Regions from separate parts of the Homo sapiens genome. Here region 1 is linked to region 2. A link is a loop called in an ENCODE intact Hi-C map of the cell type or tissue named here. Cell type or tissue: heart right ventricle. All regions are shown on one strand. Links, peaks and the distances in the headings refer to the core of each region. The heading gives the core; the rest is flanking DNA.

Region 1 (8,332 bases), core at 278-8,277, 70 kb after region 2:
GATCTGCCAGCCTTGGCCCCGCAAAGTACTGAGATTACAGGCATGAGCCACCACACCCAGCCCTTTTTTTTTTTTTGAGTTGGTGTCTCTGTCCTCCAGGCTGAGGCGCAGTAGCCCAATCAAGGCTCACTGCAACCTCTGCCTCCCGGGTTCAAGCAATTCACCTGCCTCAGCCTCCCAAGTAGCTGGGATTACAGGCATATGCCACCATGCCCAGCTAATTTTTGTATTTTTAGTAGAGACAGGGTTTCACCATGTTGGCCAGGCTGGTCTCGAACTCCTGACCTCAGGTGATCCACCCACCTTAGCCTCCCAAAGTGCTGGGATTACAGGCATGAGCCACCGCGCCTGGCCCATTTTTAGTTTTTTTTAAATTTATTTTTGAGACAGGGTCTTGTTCTGTTGCTCAGGCTGGAGTGCAATAGTGCAATCAGAGTTCAGTGCAGTTTCAACCTCCAGGGTTCAAAGCGATCCTCCCACCTCAGCCTCCCGAGTAGCTGGGACTACAGGCATGGACCACCATGCCGGACTAATTTATTTTTTGTAGAGACAGGGTCTCACTATGTTGCCTGGCTGGTCTTGAACTCCTGGGCTCAACTGATCTGCTGACCTCGGCCTCTCAAAGTGCTGGGATTATAGGTGTGAGCTACCATGCCCAGCCCTTACTTGGATTTTATTTTATTTTTTTCAAGACGGAGTCTTGCTCTGTTGCCCAGGCTAGAGTGCAGTGGCATGGTCTTGGCTCACTGCAACCTCTGCCTCCCAGTTTCAAGCAGTTCTCCTGCCTCAGCCTCCTGAGTAGTTGGGATTACAGGTGTGCGCCACCACACCTGGCTAATTTTTGTATTTTTAGTAGAGATGGGGTTTCACCATGTTGGCCAGGCTGGTCTCAAACTCCTGGCCTCAAAGCATTCCACCCACCTCAGCCTCCGAAAGTGCTGGGATTATAGGCATGAGCCACCATGCCTGGTCCTCTACTGGCATTTTAAATGAGCAGAGAGTAAGGGGTTTCCTTGGTGTTTTGAAATGATGCTTGCCTGCTACTGTGTACCAGAGGTTTCAATGTGTGTGGGACAAGTACAAGACAGAGTGAAAACTGGTGGACAGCTGCCCTGAAGTCTGATATTGAAGGATCAAACATCTCCTTTGTGATTGTCCCCGCTTCACTGAGTCTCCTTTGCTTACTCATACCCCAATCTTCTAAGGACATACCCAATTTTACTTTGTCTTTGTATGGACCAATAAAAGAGGCTAGAACTGAGATAAGAGATGTTCTACTTAGGGGCACATTGGAGACTAGGGCCCAGGAAGAATATGAAGACCTGAACTCTACAGCTTTAATGTAAGTATCATGGCACAAAATGAGATATGGGACTTCAGGAATAATTTATTCAATGCTAAATAAGGTGAGGAGTGGCAAGTCTAAAATACATACCCTCTATGTACATTCTAATCTTGTTCATCCTCTACAGGTACAACAATATACACATTCACTCACCCAACTCACCATTTCCTGGCAGCTAAAATGACAGGATCTTCTCTACAACTTATCCCCACCCCCATCAGTCATACCCACCTTCTGGAAGTCAGATCCTTCAGGTGATTGCCTACTGGCCACAAGGGCACCCATCATTTCCGTGGCCTCTGTGGTTTCTATCCCTGCCTTTCTGGGGGCAGAAATGTCTGCTGCAGTCCTTCCTTTTGGAAATCTGAAGACTTTTGGAATTGCCCCTGAAAAGAAAGGAAGATAAGTGGGTGAGAGTCTGTAACAATGTGACCATAGTCATCCTTAGGAAGGTGGTTACAGGAAGGCTGGGTGGAAACTTAGCAGGGACAGAGTGTCAGAGAGACGAAATAAAATAATATCTTAATATGGCTGATTTTATCTCTGCTTTCTCCACATCCTCTACCTTTTGTTCTCCCGTTATGTAACTCTGCCTCTGTTTTCACCCTGTTCGTTCACTTCCCTTAAACATACTCATTTCCCTTATTTTCTACAAAACTTCTTTCTTGCCTAATCCTCCACAAATGGAACCAAAGCCTGTAAATCTTTAAATCATTACATCTAGATGTTATCTTCTGTCCTTTTGCATGCGACAGACTTTTTTTATCTTTTGTGTACCTGTATTACTTTGTGAAACAGGTATCTTGATTTATATCATTTAATGTCCAAGTGCTTGTACAACATTAATGAATATGAACAACCAGTTCAACAGAGGTTGGGGAAAGAATGGGAAGAGGAAGAGAGGAAGAAGGAAAGAATGGTAAGACATTCCTGAAGAAGGTATGTTGCCCAGCATCGATGGGAATAGAAGAATTTAGGAAGTCTTGAGGGAAAAGCAGCAGGACCTATTTGTAATGATGGAAAACAGACAAGAGGTGTGAAGGAAAACAGGGATGCACTGAGTAGGAGAGACACAACTTAAAAAAAATAATTTTAATACAGAAAAGTATACAGAGGGGTAAAAAAAAAACTGGCCTATAATTCCACAGCACTGGATAACCCTTACTACATGTTATCATTTTATACATGTATGTGTGTGCATGTGTATAGTTTATAAAACATTTATATTTTATAGAAAATGCATTTTCATGGTCACAATGTTGAAACAAAACAGAAGATACAAAATAAAAAGTGATAGCATTCCTTTTCCCTCTCCCAAAGGCAACCTTTTTTGGTTACGATTTAGTTTTGATGAGATGACAAGAGGATGCTGGAGACCATAAACTGTTGAATTACTTCTTCAACCAAATCAGAGGGGTTTGGGGTTTGACTGACTTCAGCATGCTTATGAAGTCTGGCTGGAAGGAAAAAGGAGGCCATTTGAAAACTGGATCCCCAAAACCTTTTGTTTTTGCTAACTGTAAGGTCAGTTTAACTCCTTCTCATCCTCAGTTTCTCTTCTAGGAGCTGCAGAAGCAGTGTTCCCATCATGGCCTGGTGCCATTATTCCAGAATGCTGTTGAAGTGAGGGAACCAATGGCAACCTTGACATGCCTCAATGATACAGTGCTTTGTATACAAAGACCCAGGACAGAAGCAAGAGGACAGCTGGCTTCTAGAGTGCTAAACACCCAGAAAATACAATAGGCAATTTACAGTTTTTACTGACTTATAATTTGCTAAGTATTCACAATTTGTTAATAAAAACAGCTACTATTACCACATTGATTCTTTCAATGAATTTTTATTGAGTACCTGCTATATGCCAGACAACTGTGCACTGTGAATACAATGATTAAAAAAATAGTAAGCAAAGACAGACTTCTTGCTTTGGGGAGTTTATCATGTACTTAAGGGGAGCATATATTAATCAAAGAAACATAAATGTAAAATTACAACCACATTAAATGCTACAACATAAACATACATGTTTTATATGTATTCTTCTGGAAGTGTATATGGGTTGAGGGCAAATCAGGAGAGTTGTGATTTTAAGAGTAGAAGATTTTCATTATAAATTCAACTTCGTGGCTTATCGATGAATATTGTATACACAACTTAGTTAAAAATTACATAAAAATTACTGCAATTTTAAACTCTAAAGAGATGTGCTCACAAAACTATTTGTCCATGTTCTCACATAAATCGTTAATAAATGAAGACTTTGTTTAGGTTCTTATCCTAGATTTAGTATGTAAGCTTTGTTAAGGTGAGAACCAAGGTTTAGGGATATATATTAATATATCAACAAAGCTTGCCTATATATGTTTATATATATATTATCTATATTATATATATAAAAGAAACTATACTATATATAGTATATATAAAACTATATACATATATACATATATATATATGTAAAAGAAACTACCTCACTTATTTCTGTTACAGGCTACATCCTCTCTGAACCCTCCTCCAATTTTTAAAATTACACTTTATGTTCCTATTGGATGCATGTGTCCTGTATGTCCACCTCCCCACCCCATTCTTCCTCAGTCCTGGAATCTGGCAGACTGATAAATTGACTATGTGCTGGCATGCTCTGCTACCAAAATACTAACTTTCTGACTTTTTAGAAAGATGAAGTGTCATGGGCGAAGTAATACTTAACTATATTATTCAGCAATATTAGCAGAATATTATGTGCCCTGTGAATATAATATGGCTTGTAAAGCAGGAAGCCCCCCATTTGCAAGGCCAGGGGGAATTTTTAGCGGGTTATACACCTTAGGTAAAATTAGGTATTTGCCCAAATTTAAACATAATTGCTGATCATCTGCTTCTCACAATTGAGGATATCTGATAAAAGTTGTTCCTGATGTTTGTAAAATTTAAAACATAGTTATATTACACCATAAGCTGCATTTAAAATTCAGGGCCCATTTCTTCCATGTGCCTAAGTCTCCTAAGTTGAAAGTTTATTCAGTACTGTGATAGTAGAGAACAACAAAAAAATATGCTCTATCTCCAGCTACTGGGTTAGAATTCTGTCCTTCCTTTCACCTGTCTTCTCTGGATAGGTTCCAAAGCTAGATCCCACTAACCAAAAGGAAGGAGGCAGCAACACTTCCTGCCCAGAATACAGAATCCTCAAAGTTCTCCCTCTGCTGGTTCAAGGAAGATATAAAGAATGTCACTCCCGTAACTCTTAAGTGAGCATTATTTTTGAAAAAGCCGGATTGGTAGATGCCTTTGGTGTAAATCCTGAAGTTATCCAGAGAATACAAGAGGAGTTACTACCAAAGCTTAGGCTCAAAGTACTCCAGCCCTAGCTACCTGAACTAGTTCTGCCCTTCCTACAATAAATTTTGCCTCTTTTTCTCTTCTCACTCAAGTAGCCCCCTCCTAACCTACAGGGTAAGATTTCAATGCCCTCTGAGGAAGTAAGGTTAGGATTGGGATCTTGATATGGTTACCTCCTCCCAACTCTTTCTCTAAAACCATCAGTCTCCCCCTAAAGGGAAGTGGAACTAAGTGAACAGGACTGAAAATCAGCACAAACTGGCATTAAAAATTATGTTCCCTGAATTCCTATAGATAACCTGCTATAACAGGGAGGGAGTAGTTCTCTGGGAAAACAAATCTCTCTGAAGCTTACTTGGGTTTAAACTCTTCTAAATGGCACCTTTTGAGTTAGTCTATGGTTTCCAAGCAAGAAAACTGCATTGAACTCAGGCTTTGTCCTAAAAACCAGGGCTAGAAAGGTGACATGGGCAGGATACCCTGACCCTGTACATATTGGTGCTAGGATAAAGATAACGATTCTTATCTCAAAGGAAACAACACAAAACAACTCTGTGACACAGTAAGGTAAACTAACTTGTCTAAAATCACAGCAAGGTAAATGACTGAGGCACAGTCAAGGATCTAGCTCTCCCAAATCTGTGTCCTTTCCATAACATAAGAGAGGCCAGAATGACTTCTAAATTGACATTAGTCAAAAAAATTAAAAATCCTTCCCAATGTTGACCTAGGGATTTTATAGCTCTGTACATAAGGAAACAGGAAAAAAAAAATTGGGGGAGCGGGGAGGTTAATCCAGATCAGCAATTTTGTATTATCTTTGAGGAACAGGTGGGTAAATAAGACTCCGAAGGCCCTGTTGAGTCAGGTTATAAACTGCTGACAACAGGGATACAAGAGGAAACTGGGACAGAGAAAATCTGAGGACTGAGCTCCCTAATTCCCAAGAGCAAGAACCTGATTGTCCTAGGGGAGCTCAGTTCCCAGAAAATCCTACGGAGAGTCAACACAAAGGTATATAAAAAGCTTCACAACAGGAAGATACCAATACCAGACAACTGTTGCCTACTCACTACCCACCCAGGCTGCGCTGGGGCAGACTATATATCCTAACATTCTGGCATGAAGTAGTTCTGACAAGTGAGGAAAGCATGGTTGCGGGTGCGGATAGACAATAGGGCAGCAGGGATTCACTGTTCTAGTTTTCCTTTGGAGTTCAAATGTGTGTGATTTCAAAACAAAAATCCAGAAGGAAACATGAGATTAATGCATTTATTCCAAGTAATTAACACATTAAAAATAAAGTTAAACTTGTCCAAGCCAACTCATAAATTCTTTAATCTTTTTAACAAAATATACAACCCCAAACATCGTACTATGGTTGAAATTAATTGGGAAAGGAGGAGGTAGAGGAAAGGATACATATGGGTTTGTGGAACAGGGAATGAGTTCAATCTCAAGACAAGTTTCAGAGATCTTCTACCCCTTCACAACACAAATGGCTGCTAAACAATTTAATACAAAGTGTTATTGGATCACAATACAATGAACAAAGGCCATTTCAAAAATAAAAGTGATCTCAAAAGCATATCTGCTCCTGGCAATGAACCATGAATAAGCCTTACCGATTTGTCGTCTTCTAAAAGTAAGCCTGCCAGATATTCTTCCATGTTTATTTCCAAACAGGTTTGTGGGTTAGCAGGACAATGCATCTCAAGAAAGGCAACAGAGTAAGGGAAGTACAGGAGTTGACATGCCAATAAGGGGTGTAAACAGTAAACAAAAGAGCTACTCACGCTGCATTTCAAACAATGTTAAGGCAGGCCCATCCAAATGGAAGCCTAAGAGATGAACAATTCTTCCAAGTTTTCCATTTCAGCAAGCTTTCTGGTGTTTTTCCCAGAGATGCATCAACTGCCCAGGAAATTGGGTAGGAATACAACACAGCAACTGGAGAGGTCAGCTGCCTCCATCCTCCCCCACATTTCAGAAATGGCAGAGTCAAAGCCAAAATACAATCAAAGCACACTATGTGGTGAGCCAGTTAGACATGTGATTTTAATGACAAAGTGGGAGAAAATAAATTGGCCAAAAAAATTAACAAAATACATTTTTACAGATATATATATATATATATAAGTTGTTATCGATTTGTCTGGTGTTTTAAGGGGAAAGGGAAAAGGAAAGGAGGTAAATTTTTTAGCTTCCATGAACATTTACTTTAAGATGCTGACTGCATCTCTTGGTGTAGGTTCCAGATGAGATAACAAACTAGTCTTGGATCATCTGGGCATCTGATTTCTAGAAGCCAATGATTCACTCACAAGTAGCTCTAGGTATTTATTCTTAGTTGTGAACACTGGATTCTGTGTGGTCCTGGATGGCACCAACTGTAGTTTCCTGTTCAGGCATTCCCTGAGGGACCATATTGTCTTCAATTACCTGCTCCCTTGGAGGGGACCTTGACACTGGAGCTTTAACCAAATTCAGAGGGTCGCCACTGTCATCATCTACTTGCAGAATTGCCACCTCTGTGGTGGATGCATTCGATATTTCTAGCTGTAATGGCCCCAACTCCAGGGAACTACATTTAGAAGGGTCACCTGGCTCAGAGAGTGGAGAACACAGTTTATCTTTTTGAACTCCAGAGGTCCGTGTGACAAAGTCAACAAGGTCTGGAAGGCAAGGAGATGGCCCAAGGCCTGCAGAATTAATTGTTTTTAATTCCAATCCGAGTGACTCTTGTTTGTCTAATTGGGAAGATTCTTTTACTTCCTCAGGCATCATTCCTCCTGCTAACAGGTCAAGGGCCTGGTGTGTTCCCTCTAGGCCCCCCAAGCCACGGTCAACATTTTCTGTAAGTCCAGTTTTCAAAATGTTAGGAGAAGGGATCCTAACACTCCTGGGATTAGGTGAGTTTCGTTCACCCTCTGTCTCAAAGTCAAGCACCAAGGTTTTGGGAGAATCTAACGGAAACCCAGAAAAAGATGGGATTGGTTCGAAGTCAGCGGGATCGGAGGAATTACACCCTATAGGTGATACAGAATTTTCTTCACACACTTTCTGACACAAGACAGTTGGGGATCTATGTGCTGGGCTTACCCGAGTAGTGCAGAAATCAACAGGCATATCCCCCAGATTCCCCAGGGCAGTAAGCTCCTCTACCTTTAAGTCTGTAGCTTCAAAGTCTTCTAGGGCCTTGCTTTCTATTGTCACTGTTAACTCTGGATGGACATCTTGTAGCTCCAGTGCTTCTGTTTTTGGTTTCTCTGGGCTCTCCCAGGTCTCTGGCCTCTTCTTGTTTTCATCCCAAACAGCCAACTCATAGATCTTTTTAACTTGAAAGTCTTTTGATCTTTCTCTCTTGAGTTTGAGACTTCTGTACCTAGAAGTTCTAGAAGCTGATTCTGGAGCTGAATTCTCTAGCCCCTCCTCACTAACAACTGAAACTCCTTGCTCTTGTGGACTACCTGTTAAACACATAGCTGATCTGGCTGGGGAATGAAGCAGCAACTCTGGGGCAGAAATTTTCACAGGTGTATCTTGTGGGTTGAGTAAAGACCTAGCTTCTGATAAAAATGAGTCTAATTTTGCCTTTGTGAAAGAGCAAGCCTGTGGACTCAATTTGATCACTACTTTACT
Region 2 (8,332 bases), core at 316-8,315:
ACCCTGGGAAGTGCTGAGAGGGTTATACTTGGGCCTGGGGTCAGACTCAGTTGGGGCCAGAGACAGGGCCTGGGAGAACCAGTGGGGGATCCAGAGAGGTCCCGGCTCATGCCAGGAAACGTAATTGGGTGAGTGCAGGCTGCAGGAGGGACAGGTGGGGCGCCTGGGCCCAGGAAGGGTGAGGGGCGAGTTGGTTGGTGGGTGTGTGTGCTTCCAGAATCTCTTCTCCTAGAGACTAATTATAGACACTTCAAGTGCAGCTGAGGTAGGCTCTCTTCAGCTTTGGGGGAGGGGGCCTGGGAATTGCTGGAAGAGAGAGCAGGGCAAGTTTTGGGGGTTAGGGCTGAAGGATCTGAAGTCACAGAGGGGAGGGGACCAGCGGGAACCTAGTTGGGGAAAAGGAGCATTGAGAAGCTAGGTGAGCCTTTAGGAGGTGAAGATGGGAGGGTGGGAGAATGGTCTGTTGACCTCGGATGGTGGGTGGACAACAAGGGCCAGGGCCCGGTCCCCATCTGTGCTGGTGGTGGGTGGGACAACATCAGGTGGGGAGGCCCCTGAGAGATGTTTCCATCTTCCCTTGGCCTCTGAGTGGGACTTCACTCCACAGTAGGACTGGGGCCTTCTCTGCACCAGAAAAGGGGTCTCTTCCAAAGACCCAGTCCTGGGGATAGGAGGGGTATCCTTTCTGGCATCCACTCTGTGTGTCTCCTTGTGAGCAACCTCAGTCCTTACACACTCACACAGGTTGGCTTACGTAGGACTGAAGACCACCATTTTTGTCTGTGGTAGCCTGGAGTCCCTCTCCCTGGAGACGGAGAAATGAGGAAAGGCAGTTTGGGAAGGGATATGAGTGGAGAAGAGAGGTGGGAAATGCCTTGAATGAGACAGTCCTGAAGGGCTGCCTGCTTTTAGAAAACAAGAAGCAAACTGGTTTGGCTCACAGTGAACCCCAGTTGCAGGGATGGTAGAGAAAGTTGAGGGCTGAACAGGATATCATAGACAGCAGAGGGTCTGGATGGGCTCTGGGGCACTCGGGAGCAGGAGACAGTACAAAAGCAGTTGAGATTTGGATTTCCCACCCCACTGTCTCCTGTCTCCAACCCTCCGTCTGAGCTCCCATTACACACACACATGCAAACACACACACACACACGCACAAGCACCACTAGCCCTGAGCCTTCTTTGGCACCCTTTCTCCCCTTTACATCCATCAAAACAAACTGTGCCTCAGAAAGGAAATGATATCAGCCATTGACATGGGAGCATAAATATAAGACCCTAGGTGGCCTCTCTCAAGGATGTTTTATTTAAGTCTTTATTAACAAGTCAATGAAAATATTGTGCACAGTCAGACTGGGCAGGTCCCACGTAGGCTGGGGTGGTGGTATTTTAAGGAAGCCCCACAGGCAGTTCTGATCTGCACCCCTGCCTCTGCAGCTGAAGAGCCATTGAACCACAGGCTCGATGCTGGGGGAGAATGAAAGTCAGCCCCCTGCCCACAGCCTGAATGTGAGGGAGTGGCACAAACCCCAGATAGGTTAGGCCTCCGTGCTGGCTCTCAGTGGGGTACCCTGGCATTTGAGAGAGGGCGATTCTTTCTTGTGTAGCACCTCCCCACACACACACTACTGTACAATCAGAAATATCCTCCTCTTGGGGCTGGCATGACCCCAAGTTGAGAAGCTCTGAAAGTAATGTGAGATTCACAGCACAGTTCAATATAATGAGGCTGGGAACAGTGGCTCGCGTCTGTAATCCCAGCACTTTGGGAGGCCAAGGTGGGTGGATCACCTGAGGTCAGGAGTTTGAGACCAGCCTGGCCAACATGGTGAAACCCCATCTCTACTAAAAATACAAAAATTAGGGAGGCGTGGTGGTGTGCACCTGTAAGCGCAGCTACTCAGGAGGCTGAGGCAGGAGAATAGCTTGAACCTGGGGGGTGGAGGTTACAGTGAGCCAAGATCATGCTACTGCATTCCAGTCTGGGTGACAGATTCTGTCTCAAAAAAAAAAAAAAAAAAAAAGATAACGACAGAAGAGATGTCCCAAGGCAGGATCAATGCCCTTGGGGTAAAGTCAGATGGGACCCAGGCCCTGCGCAGCAGAGCTCACAGTCTCTTGGGGAGACAGATTATGTGACAGACATGAGGTTCACCCTGTGATGAGAGAGAGATAGAACGCACTAATCCTTGTAGGATGGGAAAGGCAGGCTACCTGCCCAAGGTGACAGCCAACCTGTATCAGACAGCAAAGGGTAGAAGGACAGGCTGTGTGTGGGGAGAGGTCCTGTGGGGAGAGGCTACATTGGGGGTGGGCCGTAAGGGTGGAATCTGAGATGGGGCTGGTGAGGGAAATGGGGAGACAGCTGTATTCAGGCTGTGAGAGGCCTTGAGTGTAAACCAAGGAATGTGGACTTTGTTGTTGGGGCCGGGGAGTCACTGGAGTTTGTTGAGCTGGGACTAGCAAGGCCATCTTGGGGGTGATGAAACCAGCCAGGCAGGCCTGGAGGGTGATGGCAGAGGAGGCTGGAAAGCCCTCTGTAAACTCAAGGGCCAGTTGGGTGTGTTTGCCTGGAAGCAGCAGGAAGCAGCCACTGGCGGGTGTGAGCACTGGAGAGGCAAGAACAAAGCTTGCCTGAGGAAGATTAGCTTCCCTAGGGTGGCCCAGGAGAGAGCGTTCCTTGCACAGAAACCCGAGTTTATTTTCTGCTTGTTTGTATTCCTGGAGCACGGTAAGCATTCAAAAACATTTGTTGAATGAATGAATGAATGAATGAACGAACGAACTAACAAACGAACTAACAAAGCCTTGATAGGAAGTGAGGTTGGAGGGTGACAACCTAGAGGTAACTGGCCTGGCTCAGGGTGGGAGGGGTACTGCGGTCAGGAGGTTTTGGGAGTCACGCCCCACCCTGCCGCTGGCGTGGGGTCCTTGGGGGTCCAGTGGGGCCAGGTATTGAGCCCCGTGAGGGGTGGCTTTGCAGGTCACGGATGGATCTGCCTGGCTCGCCCTCGCGCCAGGCCTGCTCCTCTCAGCCAGCCCAGATGCTGTCAGTGGACACAGGCCACGCTGACCGACAGGCCAGTGGCCGCATGGACGTGTCAGCCTCTGTGGAGCAGGAGGCCCTGAGCAACGCCTTCCGCTCGGTGCCGCTGGCTGAGGAGGAGGATTTCGACAGCAAAGAGTGGGTCATCATCGACAAGGAGACGGAGCTCAAGGACTTCCCTCCAGGGGCTGAGCCCAGCACATCGGGCACCACGGATGAGGAGCCCGAGGAGCTGCGGCCACTGCCCGAGGAGGGCGAAGAGCGGCGGCGGCTGGGGGCAGAGCCCACCGTCCGGCCCCGGGGACGCAGCATGCAGGCGCTGGCGGAGGAGGACCTGCAGCATTTGCCGCCCCAGCCCCTGCCACCCCAGCTGAGCCAGGGCGATGGCCGTTCCGAGACGTCACAGCCCCCCACGCCTGGCAGCCCTTCCCACTCACCCCTGCACTCGGGACCCCGCCCTCGACGGAGAGAGTCGGACCCCACAGGCCCACAGAGACAGGTAAGGTTGGGCTTGCACCCCACTCCCCATCTCCAGATGCCCAGAGTCCTGGTGTGTAGGCCTGGGGTGCTCCATGTGTGCTGGCACTACTGACCAGTAAGCCAGCAGTCACAGGGCTGTGATGGAGGTAGACAGGCTTAAGGGTCTGAAACCATGTTTGAGGGGCAGGCAAGGCTTCCCAGAGGAAGTGCCCTCTCAGTTCTGAGTTGAGTCTGGCACTATGAGCAGTGAAGCCAAGTGACAAGGCAGGAGAAGGGCCTCGCAGGCCACGGGCACAGTGTTTTGCACAGGCCGGGAGGGGGCGATCTGAGAACACTGAGCTGATGGCACACTGCAGCAGACAAGGCTGTGAGGTCAGCCCTGGGCCCTGCCACGGAGGGACTTGGGGCTATACTAAGGGGCCAGGACTTGATGCTGCAGGTTTGGTGAGCCACTGAAGGCTTTTAAACAGGAGTGCAATATGATTACATTGGTACTGTTGAATGATCCTTAGGCTGCTGTGTGGAAAATGGATTGAAATGGCCTGAAATGAGATGCAAGCAGGCCACGTGGCAGGCAGTGGCAAGAGAGTGTCCCAGTGGCTTGGGCTGAGGTGGGGCTGTGGATGTGGGGCAAGGTGGATAGTGCCAAGGGTGTTGGGGATAGGTCAAGCAGGCTGTGATGGAGTGGGGGCCAGGGCGTCTCGTGTCTCGGCTGATGCCCTGAGTGGTTTTGAAGGGAATGAGAATTCAGATTTAAATACAATGATCTGACCAGTGCGGTGGCTCAGGCCTGTAATCCCAGCAATTTGGGAGGCCAAGGTGGGCAGATCACCTGAGGTCAGGAGTTCAAGACCAGCCTGGCCAACATGGTGAAACCCCATCTTTACTAAAAATACAAAAAATTAGCCGGGTGTGGTGGTGCCTGCCTGTAATCCCAGCTACTTGGGAGGCTGAGGCATGAGAATTGATTGAACCCAAGAGGCAGAGGTTGCAGTGAGCCAAGACTGTGCCATTGCACTCCAGCCTGGGTGACAGAGCGAGACTCTGACTCAAAATAAAATAAAATAAAATAAAATAAATATAATAACTTCATGGAATCTAAGGGATGTCCACGTGTAGGCACCTGAGGCTCAGGAGAGGGATCTCGCCTGGAAATACAGATTTCGGGGTTTGGGAAACCATGGGAATGGGTGATGTTACCCAAAAGGACTGTGCAGGGTGTGGAACCCAAAAGTGAGGGCAGAAGCTGAGAGGTGCTCACATCTAGGGGGAATGAGAGGAGAAGGAGCTCTGCATGATGAGTGAGAGGGAGAGGTCGGAGCATGGGAGGAGCACAGGGGAGAAGGTCCTCGAAATCAGGGCAGGAGAGGTCTGGAGGGCAGCAGGGAGGAGTGGGAAGTGGTTCCCATGATCAGGGCGGGCTTCATGGAGGAGGTGAGCTCTGAGAGCCAGGTGGATGGCCGTGGGGAGGAGTGGAGCCAAGGCGAGAGAGACTATAGTTGAGCACAGGGACAGGTGTGTTGGGTGCCCTGGGAGAGCCCAGTCTGGCTGCAATGGCAACTCCTTGTGTGGGAGGACTGAGGAACAAGGCTGGAAGGGCAGGGAGGGGCCAGATGGTGGCCAAATTGCAAAATGTCTCATGATATTTAGGTTATTCTGACAAGGACAGGGTGTCAGAATAGGCAGAGAGCCACTGGCCTGACCAGGCTTTGCTGTGTGGGACAGAGGCTGAACTCTGACCTGGGAAATGGAGGAAAACTCCAAATGGGGTCCATGAACCCACAGAGGGGCTGGGGAGAGTCATGGAGGGGATGCCGGAAGGGGCTCAGGGGCTGTGCCGCGTTCCACATAGTGGTCCCACATTGGGGGCGTACACTCTAGGTGGCTCTGGGAGGTGCCCAGGTGTTGGGCCAGGGGCCAGTTCTACCACTTGCTCAGATTGGGAGGCCTTGCCTGGGATCACATGGGTGCCCTGGGAAAAGCAGCTGTGGGCAGGAGTGTATGCAGACCCCATCCCTATCTAGAGGTCCCTTCTAGAAGAGAGGACCTCTGAGCTGTGATCCTGGGGAGTATGCATCCAGGCCTTGCCTGGACACTGGAAACTGGGGGCTCAAAAAGTGGGGCCCGTGAGTCCTCACCCAGAGAGGCCCTAGCTGGCCTGAGTTGGAGGAGCAGCCCTGGCAGACCTGGCAGTCAAGTGGGCTGGCACCATTGCGTTGTAACTAGCCATTGCTCCCACCACACCCAGCACCAGGCAGCAGGAGAGGGAGCAAAATGTGTTTGGGGTCCTTGCTCCGCTCCCGTTTATTCATCCACACTCACTGAGTATTTACTGTGTGCCATGTACCACAGGCATCAGAGGTGACTTGCACAATAGGTTGTACCCGTAGGAAGTGCAGAGTCTAGGGAGGGTGACAGACAGTGTCAAGAGAGAGCCGAGAATTAAAGTCAGGAGACTGAGGTCTGGACCTGGCTCTGCCGTTCCCTTCCCAGTGACTGAGGGCCAGTCAGTGTCCCTTTCTGGGTCTCCAGGTGAGGGAGCTGAGGTTCTTCCGAGGTTCATCTCTAAAGTTTTTCTTACCTGCAGATTCCTACCTGTGTCCTGGGACTCATCCTCACTTTGGGGAATTCTGGCCAAGCGGGTGGGGAGAGAGAGATTTGGTGGGGTGGGGAAGCACAGGCCGATTCTGTAATCAGTCTCGGGCTCGGGTCCTGCTTGTGACAGGGACTGGCACTACCTATGTCAGCAAGAGATGAGTTGTGTGTGTCTTTGGGGGTGAGGTGTTTGTGGGCCTCGGGTTCCCCACAGTGTATAGAATCGAGGTTGGTTAGCACTCTGCCCCTGTGCATGTGCGTTTGTGTCAGCGGAGCTCGAGCTGTGCACTGGTGGATGGATGTGTCCACATGTATGTGCCTGCATGTGGGTGCACACATTATTGCATTTGTGTAGAATATGCAGCAGGTCTGCAAGTGTGTACAGAACCACAGATGCCTAGAATGTCAAAGCATTTCTATTGATGGTAACAATTGGAGTAATAATTCTAATAATGACAACAATAGTTAGCACTGTCCTAAGCACTTTCATGTTTACATGTATATTCTTCACAACAACACTGTGAACAGGGAATCCTGATTTTAAAAGTAAGAAAACTAAGACTCAGAGAAGCAAAGTTTTTAGCTCAGCTGGTGACCACCAGCTGGTAAGTGTTAGCAACGGGACTTGAACCCAGGCAACTCGTTCCGAGAGCTGAGCTCTGAGCCATTCCGTCTGAGGTCTGTGAATTTTTTTTTTTTCTTTTTTTGAGACGGAGTTTTGCTCTTGTTCCCCAGGCTGGAGTGCAATGGCGTGATCTCGGCTCACTGCAACCTCCACCTCCCAGGTTCAAGCAATTCTCCTGCCTCAGCCTCCCGAGAAGCTGGGATTACAGGCATGCACCACCACCACACCCGGCTAATTTTGTATTTTTAGTAGAGACGGGGTTTCTCCATGTTGAGGCTGGTCTTGAGCTCCTGACCTCAGGTGATCTGCCTGCCTCGGCCTCCCAAATTGCTGGGATTACAGGCGTGAGCCATCGCGCCCAGCCTGAGGTCTGTGAGTTTAACAGAAAACATACAGGCCAGAGAGAGCAGATGGTTTGTGCAGGATCAGAGAGAGCCTGGAGCATGCGTGTGTGTGTGTGTGTGTGTGTGTGTGTGTGTGTGTGTGTGTGTGTGTGTGTGTTCTGTGCATACCCACTGTCTGGGCCATGTCAGCAGGTGTGCCTGTGGCCATGTCAGTGTGCAGGGCAGCCTCTGTGTGTGTCTCTGGATGAACATATGGGGTACAACATGTTTCGCCAAGTACTTCAGGACAGCGGGGTGAAGCAGAGATCTTCCTTCATCAAGGGTAGAGGAGCAGGGAGAAATGGACTGGCCTATTTTTTTCTTCTGTCTTTGGGCTGGCCTGAAGGAAGTGGTGAGCCCAGCCTGGGCCTATGGCAGGACCTCCCAAATCTGGCTGCTTCCTAGAATCACAGTTTTTGGGACTCTCCACCCACAGGCGGAGATTATGCGGCTCAGGGCAGGCAGGAAGTCTCTGCTGAATTCCCTCTTTCCCACCACCTTTTTGGAGGCGCCCTCTCTAGACCTACCTCAATTTTCTCAGTGCCTGATGTGTGAACTTCCTCATAACACCAATCATTTAAACTATGAGCACCTACAACTCTGTCACCTGCACATGTGGGGAACCGGGAGGGAAACAGTGTGAAAGCAGGCACAATTTTAAAGTATCTATTGTTCTTTGGTGATGGTGGGTTTTTTTGTTTTTGTTTTTTTTCTTTTTTCACACCTGGCTTTGTTCTCAAGGAAATTTAAGGTGCAAATTAGGAGTTGCGGGAAAAGCTAGGGCAAGGGTGAAGCAGGCTAGCAAGTGTGTGATCTGGGGGAGGGCTGTTTGCCTGCCTTTACCGGTTGTCTCTGACCGATAGCACAGCAGGTCAGCATGCGCTGAGTACACAGACACTGCCCGGCAGCCACCAAAGCATTTCCCTGCCACGTGCTGGACAGTGTGCTAGGGGCTGGGGGACAAAGATGAATAAAGCTGCCCAGTCCTGCCCTTTTGGAGCTCAAGGTCACAAGCAGTGGGGTGGAGATGCAAAGGTCTAGAAAGATGTTAACAATCCAGGTCCATCAGGGAGATAACAGAGCACTCTTATCTGCTAGAAGCTGGGAGCTTGCAGGGGAGGGAGCTGGAGCGGTCTCACAGAGGTGATATTTCAACTGGTGTTGAAGACAAGTAGGTGGCCACAAGTGGTGCCCAATCTGAAG

The links. A loop is a pair of places that touch in the nucleus more often than their neighbours do. Peaks named below come from ENCODE experiments on the same cell type or tissue, not always from the same donor. Only the 100,000 strongest peaks of a DNase experiment are listed, where the experiment ranks them.
Region 1: it touches region 2 in a loop (10-fold over the local background); 76 of 110 quality-filtered maps call a loop at or near these places.

What each region holds. Positions count from the first base shown.
Region 1 is chr6:43,330,122-43,338,453 of GRCh38, forward strand. ZNF318 (zinc finger protein 318) reads right to left here. Exons shown (of 10, transcript NM_014345.3): 10 at 5,949-8,332. The coding sequence ends at 7,037. Among named protein-coding and RNA genes, the nearest start is that of CRIP3, 25 kb to the left of the region's middle. In heart right ventricle, for the core only: a CTCF peak has its summit at 4,564 (motif pointing left); no DNase peak of the experiment used is centred there; H3K27ac peaks cover 1,304 bases.
Region 2 is chr6:43,259,806-43,268,137 of GRCh38, forward strand. It overlaps TTBK1 (tau tubulin kinase 1), which reads left to right. Exons shown (of 15, transcript NM_032538.3): 13 at 2,984-3,545. Among named protein-coding and RNA genes, the nearest start is that of TTBK1, 20 kb to the left of the region's middle. In heart right ventricle, for the core only: a CTCF peak has its summit at 3,851 (motif pointing right); a DNase peak (open chromatin) is centred at 3,846; H3K27ac peaks cover 938 bases.